2 separate regions of the Mus musculus genome follow, and region 1 is linked to region 2. Evidence: chromatin contacts called from ENCODE POLR2A ChIA-PET data. All regions are on one chromosome and are shown on one strand. Each heading gives the region's core, a stretch centred on a gene start or an enhancer-like site at or near the end of the contact. The rest is flanking DNA. Distances are from core to core; before and after follow the strand shown. Region 1 holds the start of Rps6kb2 (ribosomal protein S6 kinase, polypeptide 2). Region 2 holds the start of Gstp2 (glutathione S-transferase, pi 2).

Region 1 (5,976 bases), core at 2,097-4,596, 120 kb before region 2:
TTTCCTCCCATCCAGGCTGAAGTAGGTGTCTCACCTCTCTACATTTATATAAGTCGTCAATAAACATATATTGAGCACCTGGTGTCTACCCTGTAGAAACCCATCCTGTATCGTCCATGACCCAACACACCTGCTCACATGAATGTCCCTCCGGTTTGTTTCAGCTGCACCTGGTGGAATCAGACCCCAACCACTTTGCATCCCAACTGGTACAGACCTTTATCCACTTTGATGTGACTGAGCACCGGAGGGATGAGGAGAATGCGCTGCTGCTGGCTGAGCTGGTACGGGCCCGGAACCTGAAGCTAGATGGCTGCTTCTCCTTCTGGGATGACTGCTTGGTGCTTACTGCTCTCCTCTGCCGTGAGCTGGGTCTGCCCTGCAGCCCCCCAGCTGCCATGTGCTTGGCAAAGCAGAAGAGCCGCACACAGCTACATCTGTTGCGGTGCCAGGGCCCACCCTGGCCTTCGACCTCTCTCCATGCTGTGGCCTGTTGCCCATTGGAGAATGAGGCTGATGTGGAGAGAGCCATTTACCAGGTACCCCTGCCAGGTGTGATGAAACTGGAATTTGGGTCAGGAGCAGTAGGCGTGCAGCTGGTGAAGGATGGGCCCCAGTGCCGTGAGCACTTTTCCCGGATCCTCCATGACCTGCAGGGTGAGGCTGACCACCCTGGCATCGGGCTGGGCTGGGGCAATGCTATGCTGCTGATGGAGTTTGTTGAGGGCACAGAGCATGACGTGGACCTGGTGGTGTTCGGTGGACGGTTGCTGGCTGCTTTCGTCTCCGATAATGGCCCCACAAGGCTGCCTGGCTTCACAGAGACTGCAGCCTGCATGCCCACTGGGCTAGCACCAGAGCAGGAGGCCCAGGTGGTGCAGGCAGCCTTTCGCTGCTGCCTGGGCTGTGGGCTGCTGGATGGGGTTTTCAATGTGGAGCTCAAGATGACTGGGGCTGGGCCAAGGCTCATCGAGATTAACCCTCGAATGGGAGGCTTCTACCTTCGAGACTGGATCCTAGAGCTCTATGGTGTGGATTTGCTTCTGGCTTCTACAATGGTGGCCTGTGGCCTGCAGCCTGCCTTGCCTGCTCACCCTCGTGCCCGTGGCTACCTAGTGGGCATCATGTGCCTGGTGTCCCAGCACCTACAGCTGCTGAGTTCCCCGAGCAGTAGAGAGACTCTGCAAACCCTCCATGACCAGGGGCAATTACGACTCAACCTGCTGGAGGAGGCCCTGATACCTGGCCAGTATGAGGAGCCCTACTGCAATGTGGCCTGTGCTGGGCCCAGCCCTGCTGAGGCCTGTCACCGCCTGCTAGGCATCTGTCAGGGCTTGGGCATTGACAGGCCCAACTACCCTGTTGCCCATTTCCTGTCTCATTTCAAATAGCACTGGGGTCAAGGAGCAGCAGGGATGCAGTGCCAGGAGGAGGGGCCGTGGGGCTATATTTCCCTGTCCCTCTCTCTGTCACTTTGCCCCAACCCAGGGTCAGCATGCTACCACAACTCAGGCCTATTCCAGAACAGTAGAGCCATTGTGACACCAAAGTCTTCTGGATTCAAGGACCATAAAACAAGTATCTGGAATTTGCTGGGTCCTCTTGCCTTCCAGAAAGCCTCCATCTAGCCCCAGGTACCCCCAGGACTCCAGCCTTTAAAGAACTAACAAATAGCAGCTTCTTCACTGGCACATCAGTGCCCAGCCCAGATGGGGGTGGGTGAAACCCAGGCTCCTCCTCTCTTACCCCTCCACCGCCTAGGTCCAGCTCTTCCTGTCACCTACACAAGGAGAGAACCTTCACCAGCCCCTAGCCTTGGACAAAGGCCATGAAATGGGAGATTAGCACACTAGCCTTTATGCAAAACCCAGGACAGTTGTAGAGCCTGCTGAAAATGTCTGGCCGTGCTTCACTGTGTCTGTTGGCCTGAGCAGTAGAAGCAAATGTCTGTGCTCAGCACTAGGAGTAAACATTTCCCTTCATGCTTTCAGGCAGACCCTAGTGCCCCTATGTTACAGATGAGGAAGCAGGCTCAGAGAGAGAAAAAAAAAAAAAGACTGCCTCCAAGTTCCTATTATAGTGGATGTAGACAGAATGCCAAGGCCAACCTTCTCTGTTTACTGTTTTAAACGCTCAGTTAGCCTCCAGGTCCTCTCTCCTTTCTATCTTCATTTATAGGCAGCACTCAGACTCCTAAACACCTGCCTCCCATACACCACACACGATCTCTACCAGCTTTGTTGCTTTGGCCTCTGGCATTCCTAGCTAGCTTGGCCCTGGGACTTCTGTGTACACCTTTCCTCATTTTAGGGAGCTAGCTACTCTGAAAACACCTGTCTTTGCTCAGGAGCCGAGGACAGCTCCTGAAACCTGCCTACCTAAATAAAGACTTGTTAACTAGTGAAGTATCCGGAGTCCAGTGTTTTAGCTAGTGCTCCCCTCCCAGGTTCAGTAGGTGGGGAGCTGGGAAGTGGGAGGGAGAGGTAGAAAGCACCCCATTGGCTGGGCCCCAGGGTTGACCTTTGCTACGGGCTTACCTTATATCTACATGTATGTTTGAGATTTTTTTTTCTTGAATTATAATCCTAAATCATATTCAGGCAGTAATCCCTCTGCAGACCTGGATACCCCTAAATTTTGTTCATCTGAGTTCATATCCTATACCTCAGTGGGCATCCCGTGTGCAATGGAAAAGCTATCCAGACAGACTCCAATAGAAATGGACAGGCTTCGTTTGGGATCGAACCCCAGCAGTCACTTGCCATTTGTATGGCAAGTGATTTTACCCGCTGAACCATCTCGCCAGTTCTCATCCATCCTTTCAACTATATTCTATTAAAATATCTATTCTGAACTAGGCAGCTCAAATACTCGGTATGCATACATTAGCAAAAGTCCATATTTAGGTGTGTTGAGCCCTTCAGAAAGGGAGCCTTGAAACAAAGCCCAGGCAGTCGCCCAGAAAATGTCAGACCTGCAGGGTCTGTGAGCTTCAGGGAGGTTGTATGGAGTGTCCCTAATACAGCTTACTGTCCCCTAATACAACCGAACAGACACAAGTTTTCTTTCTGGGCAGCTCACAGCACTAAGAAGGGCTGAGGAGTTGCCACTTAAACGTTCATGCATCTGTAATTCTGCCCATTAAATCTTGAACTTGCTCCAGAGTCAAAATGGGAGCCTCTGTGCGCGCGGCTCGGGGCGAGAGCTGGCCCAGGAGAAACCGACAAGGAAGATGGTCTAGTAAAGCCTATTCTATTCATAAGGCTTGCAGGATGGGAGGTCCAGATGTCTGGAACTACGACTCCCGAGAGGCTTTCCGACAGGCGCCATCTTTTCTTCCCACTCGACTTGAGAGTGGGTGAAGCTATTGCGTCAACAGAGCGAGCGGCTGCTGTCGCGGAGAAATGACGTAGGCACAGCCCGGTGCTGTCAGTCAGAGTTCTGCCTGGTCCGGGCCAAGGGTCCCGCGGGACCGGCGGGGCCATGGCGGCCGTATTTGATTTAGACTTGGAGACCGAGGAAGGGAGCGAGGGCGAGGGCGAACCGGAGTTCAGCCCTGCGGTGAGTGTTTCTCTCCGGGCGCGACTGGACCCGGGAGCCCGGCTGGTTAACCAAAACCCTGGCGCTCCCAACTCTGAGTGGTTTGTGACCCCTACAAACCCAGATCCAGCCCCAACCCCAACCCCAGCCCCAGCCCCTGGACCCAATCTTTCCTTTTCTATCCTTGGTCTCTCCTTCCCAACCTTTCCCCATCCCTGCTCCTGTCTTCTATCCTTGGTCCTCTCCCCTGGGCCAAGCAGTTGAGCCTAGGTTGGGAGGAGGTATTCTGGCACCTCCCATGGTTCTTATTACTTGGTTTCTCACAGGACGTGTGTCCCCTTGGCGAATTAAGGGCTGCTGGCCTGGAGTGAGTGAGGGTCTTGCTTGGGGGGTGGGGGTATGGAGTAGGGGTCGGGACTTGGAGTACACTAGAGCCTTTCCCTCATTAACTTATTCTGTCTTTAGGACAGTGGGACACTATGAAGAAGTAGAGCTGACAGAGAGCAGCGTGAACCTGGGTCCTGAGCGCATCGGGCCCCACTGCTTTGAGCTACTGAGTGTACTGGGCAAGGGGGGCTATGGCAAGGTACTAACATCCCTCTCTCCCTGGCGACCTCAGCTCTAGCCTGAGACAGCATACTATCCTTCACACCCAATAGGCTTGTAAATGTACGGAGTCTCTGATGGAATTCAGAGCTGGAGACCTGGGGGAAGGAAGGGCATATCCTTTCAAAATCTGATGGAGATCTTTACTGTTCCACCCTTAAGCTGAGTTTAGACCTTTTGGTCCCTTTAGGGTGGGGCAACCTTGAAGGTGGGGTGTGGTCAGAGAAGTTAATCCTGTCTCCCCTGCCCTACAGGTGTTCCAGGTGAGAAAAGTGCAAGGCACCAACTTGGGAAAAATATATGCCATGAAGGTCTTAAGGAAGGTGAGTCACTCGCTTAGCCAGCAGAGACAGAGTAGCTGCCATCCCCATCAGCCTGTGCCAGGTCTCGGGAAGACAGCCGGAAACATGATAAAGACAGTCCTTATCTTGACACTTGCTGACTTAGCATCTATTGTCATACATACGATTTTGGAGTAATTCTTGGATGGAAGAAGCTGGCCTGCTAGGGCACATATGGCAAGCTTTGATTGTCAGGACTCATGAGGACAGGCAGTACTGTTGGCATTCTGTGAATAGAAGCCCAGGATGCAGCGCAACAGGAACCCACGACAAAGAATTGTGTGGCTCAGTGTGTCAGCAGGGTCAAGTTGAGCTGAACTTGGTAGGATACTGTGTAGTCTCAGGACTTGAATGGGTAAAGCCGGAGGATCTGAGTGGTGGTAGGCCAGCACACCAGGGGCTACATAATGATACCTTGTCTCAAAGAACACAAGAAAGTATCAAGGGTGAGAGACTGAGAGGATAAACCGGTTCCGGAAAAGTTTACTGTTTTTAAGTCACTTCCTCTCAGGAGACAAGGTCTCACTGAAGCTGGGCTGGAGACCCAGTGGTGCTTCTGTGCCCCTCCCACAGGGCACAGGCACGCACAGCCATCGTTGGCTTTTTATATTGCTACTGAAGATTTGAACTCAGATCTTTATGCTTTCATAGTTCACACTTTGAACCTCTGAGTCCAGTGCCCAGTCCTCCCATTGTCTTTGTCATGATCAGATCTTGTGGAGGGCAGACTGGAGAAGCTTCTAGAAAGGGGGCTCTTTGTGATACTGTTCCACCCTTGGTACCCCGACTCTATGGGTTGGTTACTGTCAGGATGATATCACTGCACAGACCTAGCATCTAGACACTTACATACCCAAGTTGTTTCAATGTTTATTTGAAACAAGAGACGTGTACTGGAACACTGGCTCCTCCTCAGTATAGTTGACTCTTGAGGTTGCGCATTCTATTGAGGTGGCAGTCAATCCGCAGAGCAGAAAGGCAAGCACTCTGGATGCCTCCCCTTCTAACAGACTCCTGCATCTCTAGGCCAAGATTGTATGCAGTGCCAAGGACACAGCCCATACCCGGGCTGAGAGGAACATTCTAGAATCTGTGAAGCATCCCTTCATTGTAGAACTGGCCTATGCTTTCCAGACAGGTGGCAAACTCTACCTCATCCTGGAGTGCCTCAGTGGTAGGTGTGTGGGCTAAGCCGAGCAGGGTGTGGCAGGGAGCCAGCCCAGGAACACTGGGTGGGGACTTAGGGACTCTTGAGAGGTATCATGGAGGATGGCTAGGAGGCTCACATACCATGCCTGGCCGTGTGTCCATCTGTCTGTCTCTCTATCTGTTCATTCATTCAGCAAACATCCATCCAGTGCCTAGTGTTTGTGGGGTGGGTGGGGCTGGTGGGAGTTTATATAGATGTGATGTCCAGAGAAAATTTCATCCACTTTTTCCTGCCTGTCCTCTGTGTGCCAGGCACCCAGTCAGGTCTCACCTAGCTACA
Region 2 (6,191 bases), core at 1,822-4,321:
CTCTACCCTGTGCAAAGGTGTATGAGTTTCGACCCCAGAGCTCTGTGTGCTTTCATGTTGCTGCTTTATTTCGACCCCAGAGCTCTGGTCTGTGTGCTTTCATGTCGCTGCTTTATTAAATCTTGCCTTCTACATTTTATGTATGGTCTCAGTGTCTTCTTGGGTACGCGGCTGTCCCGGGACTTGAGTGTCTGAGTGAGGGTCTCCCCTCGAGGGTCTTTCAACACCAGGCACCCTCCTCAATGGCTCTCTGCCCTTTTTTTTTTTTTTTTTAATTGAGGCAGAATCCCAAATAAACTCAAGATCACCAATTCCAGCATGTCTGACTAGCTAACTAGGAGTCTTATCTCTGTCTCTCAGGTGATGGGATTACAGGTCAAAAATCTGTACTTATAACTACATAAAGTCCTCTAGTTCTTGGGCCAGATACTCTGAATAAGGCAGTAACCCAAAGTATGGGTTGGGGGAGGGGGAGGGCTAGAGTGTAGATTTTCTTCTTCCTTTATATCTTTGAGAGCAGAGTAACAGGTTCAGTGATATACCTGTAGTTCCAGCACTTAAGAGACTGAGGCAGAGGAGTTGCTACAAGTTTAAGGCCAGCTTATGCAGTCTAAACAGAGCCCACTGTTAGGAGCTAGCAGTTTCCACCAGGCAAGAAAAAAAAAATTCAAGAACACAAGAAGGGCCCATGACCCGTCCAGCAGGTCCAGTTTTTCGAGGGTCTTGAGGGGACCTTCTCCTAAGAACCAAATTGGGGGGGAGGGTAGAGAGAGACGAGGGTCTTGTGCGAATAATGACAAGGAAACCTTCTGAATTGCATCAAGACCCCACTGCATTGAGAAAGGCCCAAGGCTTAAATGCACAAGCAAAAGGGGAAGTACAGATACTTATCAGCAGGAGGGGTGGGGCAATACAAGCAAAAGGAGAAGTACTTATCAGTGGGGGGCTGGGGGCAATAGAATTTGCACATTTTTTAGGCAGTTACACAGGGAAGCAGGAACTTGGTGGTATCAGGGTTTGGTCGGGACATCTGTGATGACTTAGGGCTGGAACATTCTGTGGTTGTTCTCAGAATCGGTGTGTGGTGGCCCGCTTTTGACTCCCTTTTCTTCTCGGGGGAGAGGCCCAATTCAGAGATCAAGAGTTGTCTTAATAGCTCCCAACAGGCCCAGAACCTCAGTGATGAAAACTGGGGCCTGAGGGAGCTGACAGTAGTTGAGAATGTGACGCTACAGTGCATGCATATACACCTGTCCCAGGTTCTACGGATGCAGATGCATCCCAGATACAGCCAGGAACTGAGAGGGGAGTAGATGAACACAATAAGAAAGGGCAGGCTCAGCCTGGGGTCCAATAGGGACTGGGAATCCAGTAGTCCCTTAGCCCCCACACATGTCTGTGCTCTATAGAAGGGGCAGAAAGGCCAGGACTGTGCTGTGGGAAAGGGGAATGGTCAGTATTTTATGATCCACAGGGCACAGAGTCAAAGCCTGGGGAGGGGCTAGGGGCAGGGTTGGGCGTGGAAAATGTTTCTGCATGAATTTCAGTTCAAAATGAGAAGTTGACTTCTGCTCCTTTGAAGTAACTGAGTAGGGAAAGAGGAGGAGACAGACCAGCAAGAACCAGACACCAAAAAAAAAAAATAAATAAAAATAAAAATAAAAAAGAGAAAAAAAGTGAAAAAAAAGAACAAGAAAGAAAGAAAGAAAGAAAGAAAGAAAGAAAGAAAATAAAGAAAAAGAACCAGACACCAGGGCTGGTGAGATGGCTCAGTGGGTAAGAGCACCCGACTGCTCTTCCGAAGGTCAGGAGTTCAAATCCCAGCAACCACATGGTGGCTCACAACCATCCGTAACGAGATCTGGCGCCCTCTTCTGGAGTGTCTGAAGACAGCTTCAGTGTACTTACATATAATAAATAAATCTTTAAAAAAAAAAAAAAAAAAAAGAACCAGACACCAGCTAGGACAGGCAGGCTGCGGGAGGAAAGAGTGAGACACAGGTGTAGCTACCTACAACTGCTTGAATAGTCCAAATCCCCATTACCCAGGGAGACACAGAGAAGGGAGAAGCAAGGAAGGAAGGGGAGACTGAAGAAAGAAACAGCCCTTAGCCAGCCTGAGGGAAGACATAGCTGCCCCCTCAACACCAGAGGGCATGACTGAAGAGTGTGATGTGATGTGATATGATGTTCTCTCTCTCTCTCTCTCTCTCCCTCCCTCTCAGTTGTGGGCTCACACACTTGGGTGTGTGTAACAGTGAGGTTGTGTGTGGTAGCCTTTAGGGACAGGTGTTTATTTTGTTATTATTTTTTTTATTTTTAAAAATTATGTGTCTCTGTTTGTGCAAATGAGTGCAGTCCCCAAGTAAGCCCCAAGTGTCAGATCTGGCTCCAGAGTTCAAGCCAGTTGTGAGCTACCTGGCTGAGTTCTGGGAACTGAACTTGGGTCCTGTGTAAGATCTGGAAATGCCTTGAACATCGGGGCCATCTCTCCAGCTGTTATTTTTGAAGGGCTGAAGAACTAGAGTCCATGTCAGAAAGGCGAGGAACCACCAACTAAGGTTTTTGACATACAACTGCAACTTTGTCTCTTCACTTGATTTTTCTTCGCTTTTTGAAGCTCCTCAGATCTCTGACATAAAGAACACAAAAGCGCAGTTTTCTGGCTATTCCTAGCGAAGGTCAAAGGAGCAAACGAAGCTCTTTGGGCAGGAGAAAGAAGTTGGTGAGTTAAGGATGGCCACTAACGGAATCTACTAGAGAGGTTGGTAGATGGGGATAGGCAGAAGGCTGACAGAGTTGCACATGCTGCAGAAAGCTGTCCAGCTCCAGCACAAAGTGGAAGGGAGCTGGACACACCCTTCTCGGAGCAGGACTCAAAAATGAACCCAGCACTGTGGCCGACTCGGGTCACATGCTAGTGTCTCGGGCAGGAGGCGGGAGCTGCAGAGATCCAATACCGGCTATTCTCTCCAACGTGTTGAGTCAGCATCCGGGGCGGCATCCGGGGCGGAGCGCAATGCCCCTTATAAGGCTGGCTGTCCTGGGGCCTGTGTTTGCTTCCATCCCTGAGACACCTCTCTGACTATTCAGCACTTGATCCCCACTTCTCTCTGCACAGCAGCCAGTGAGTCCACGCCCTGAAGCTTCCCCGAACTACCAGCTTGCAGCTGTCGGGGCCAGGGCTCGCTCTGGACTGAGCTCTCTGCACCGGGCATTTTGCACCAGGAGCCTGGGACGGGGTGTGGGGAACAAATCAGAAAAGGGACCCGGGAGATGGAGCGGGAAAGTGCACCACACTGAACCCTAATCATTCCCCTTCTTCTACCTAACATTCTTCTCCTGTCCCCCAGTGCCGCCGTACACCATTGTCTACTTCCCAAGTCCAGGTAGGAGCTAATGACTGCAGGAAGGGGAGGTCTGGGGTAGGGGTTGCAGCCCACCATTCCTATCTGCCATGGAGAAATTGCAATTCATCATTAATCCTCCTGGTTGCAAGGCTCTACTTCCCTCACCATGGCCAGTCAGTCCTTGTACTCGAAATTGCTTTGAGGCTGGGCCTTTACACTATCCCCCAAATCCTTACCCTGACTCCATACAGGGCGGTGTGAGGCCATGCGCATGCTGCTGGCTGACCAGGGCCAGAGCTGGAAGGAGGAGGTGGTTACCATAGATACCTGGATGCAAGGCTTGCTCAAGCCCACTTGTGTGAGTGACACCCGTAGTGGAGGGGGCAGAGGTAGGGCCTTAGGAGGGCTGTGACTGGGAGGCAGCAGCATCACCAAGGTTCTTGTTCCTCCCTCCAGCTGTATGGGCAGCTCCCCAAGTTTGAGGATGGAGACCTCACCCTTTACCAATCTAATGCCATCTTGAGACACCTTGGCCGCTCTTTGGGTAAGTCCTGAACCCAGGTGGTCCAGCTGGTGGGCAGGGTGGTGGGGGGGGTATCAGTTATTGTTTCAGGGGGTATCTGCCCAGCTGGCCACTCCCTTTTTAGTTTTGAGTTGACAGAGCAAAACAGGGACACACAGAGATTATCCTTGTTCAGGCTGCATCTGTGGTCTGCCTGCCATGGCTTCCTGTTGCCTTTCATGAGCTCAGGTCTCACATGACTACCCATATCCCCTCCCCCAAGACTGCGACCTACCAACAGCCACATACCTGAGGAAATCAGGGATCAGTCATGCTGTCTCTCCCAACCCGCAGGGCTTTATGGGAAAAACCAGAGGGAGGCCGCCCAGGTGGATATGGTGAATGATGGGGTGGAGGACCTTCGCGGCAAATATGGCACCATGATCTACAGAAACTATGTGAGCCTGAATCTGGGGGGTAGGGTAGCCCAGGAAGTAGGTAGTGGTAGGCCATGTCCCTGGGGGGGGGGGTATATCTGGAATTCATTACAGGGCAGCAGGAGTCCAGTGCCCAGGGCACTGTGACAGTGGGAGGATGGTACATCTTTGGGTGTCTCCCTGGCAGGAGAATGGTAAGAATGACTACGTGAAGGCCCTGCCTGGGCATCTGAAGCCTTTTGAGACCCTGCTGTCCCAGAACCAGGGAGGCAAAGCTTTCATCGTGGGTGACCAGGTGAGCATCTCTTGCATTGCCTTTGCCTTGTGGATAAGGACAAGAGGGAGCCATATGTAAAGTGGAGCAGAGCTAAGGGGTGGAGGTGGGGGTGAGGGCCCTCAGCTCTCTGCCCCCCAGCCCCAGCCTCCTCCCAGCTGCTGAGACCCACACCTCCTGCCCCTGCAGATCTCCTTTGCCGATTACAACTTGCTGGACCTGCTGCTGATCCACCAAGTCCTGGCCCCTGGCTGCCTGGACAACTTCCCCCTGCTCTCTGCCTATGTGGCTCGCCTCAGTGCCCGGCCCAAGATCAAGGCCTTTCTGTCCTCCCCGGAACATGTGAACCGTCCCATCAATGGCAATGGCAAACAGTAGTGGACTGAAGAGACAAGAGCTTCTTGTCCCCGTTTTCCCAGCACTAATAAAGTTTGTAAGACAGAAGAGGTGTCTTTGGTGCCGTTTCCTGTTGAAAAGGGGGCTCTGGGACCCTCAGGCTGGAAAAGGGCAGAGGACAGGAAACTTGCACATAAGGGTGGGACCAGGACATCTTCCTGCTTAATATTTGCTGACCTTTGAAACAGGAAGGGGTTAAGAGCAGAAGAAGAAGAGAAATTAGGGCTGGAGAGATGGCTCAGCAATTAACAGCATTGACTGCTCTTCAGGAGGTTCTGAGTTAAAATCCCAACAACCACATGGTGGCTCACAACCATCCATAATGAGAACTTATGCCCTCTTCTGGTGTGTACTTACATATAATAAATAAATCTAAAAAACAAAACAAAACAGTGGGCATAGTGGTGCATGCCTTTAATCTCAGTACTTGGGAGGCAGAGGCAGGCGGATTTCTGAGTTCGAGGCCAGCCTGGTCTACAAAGTGAGTTCCAGGCCAGCCAAGGCTACACAGAGAAACCCTGCCTCTACCCCCACCCCCACCCCAACTCTCTCATACACACACACACATATATATATGAATGAGCTGGGCAGTGGTGGCGCACACATTTAATCCCAGCACTTGTGAGGCAGAGGCAGGTGGATTTCTGAGTTGGAGGCTAGCCTGATCTTCAGAGTGTAGGAGTGTACAGAGTTCCAGGACAGCCAGATCTATACAGAGAAACCTTGTCTTAAAAACCAGGGACAAAAAAGGAAAGAAAGGAAGGAAGGAAGGAAGAACGGAAGAAAGAAAGGAAGGAAGGAAGAAAGAAAAGTGAACCAACATGTAATGAAGGGGGCCCCATGTTGATTTGCCAGTCAGTCCCAGGAATACTCAACACCTGGCTGCAGGCCAGAGCTAATTCCCTGGCTTTGGATGGGCTAAGGAACTGTGACCCGAGGCTGGCCTGGTGGAGGGTCACAAACTGTACAGAGGGCCTCTGCTTACCTTGCTGGTGATACGTGAGTTTTGTTGCCCCCTACACATACAAGCCAAGGTGAGTTAACAAGAGTTCTCAGAGTAAGTAAGACACCGAGGAGAAGATAAAATCTTATCTAAACAGAAATCTAACTTTTAGTGGATTTTGTTTGCTTCTTCTTTTTTTTTTTTTTTTTTTGTCTTGTTCTTACTAGCCCTGAGAGTTAAAATTAGAAGGATTATCGGGCTGAAGAGATGCCCAGCAGTTAAGAGCACT

What was found. ChIA-PET counts read pairs that join two places held with the same protein, here RNA polymerase II (POLR2A).
Region 1: POLR2A ChIA-PET joins it to region 2 with 10 read pairs in embryonic stem cell. The contact joins the promoter of Rps6kb2 here to the promoter of Gstp2 in region 2. POLR2A ChIA-PET finds 5 or more read pairs at or near these places in 3 of 5 experiments (Patski and embryonic stem cell).

Annotation. Positions count from the first base shown.
Region 1 is chr19:4,160,753-4,166,728 of GRCm38, reverse strand. Rps6kb2 (ribosomal protein S6 kinase, polypeptide 2) reads left to right here and starts at 3,346. Exons shown (of 15, transcript NM_021485.3): 1 at 3,346-3,561; 2 at 3,867-3,907; 3 at 4,006-4,126; 4 at 4,401-4,469; 5 at 5,514-5,661. The coding sequence starts at 3,484. It overlaps Carns1 (carnosine synthase 1), which reads left to right. Exons shown (of 10, transcript NM_134148.2): 10 at 165-2,405. The coding sequence ends at 1,391.
Region 2 is chr19:4,039,101-4,045,291 of GRCm38, reverse strand. Gstp2 (glutathione S-transferase, pi 2) reads left to right here and starts at 3,071. Exons shown (of 7, transcript NM_181796.2): 1 at 3,071-3,127; 2 at 3,354-3,389; 3 at 3,602-3,708; 4 at 3,807-3,894; 5 at 4,207-4,310; 6 at 4,477-4,584; 7 at 4,753-5,004. The coding sequence starts at 3,127. The coding sequence ends at 4,941.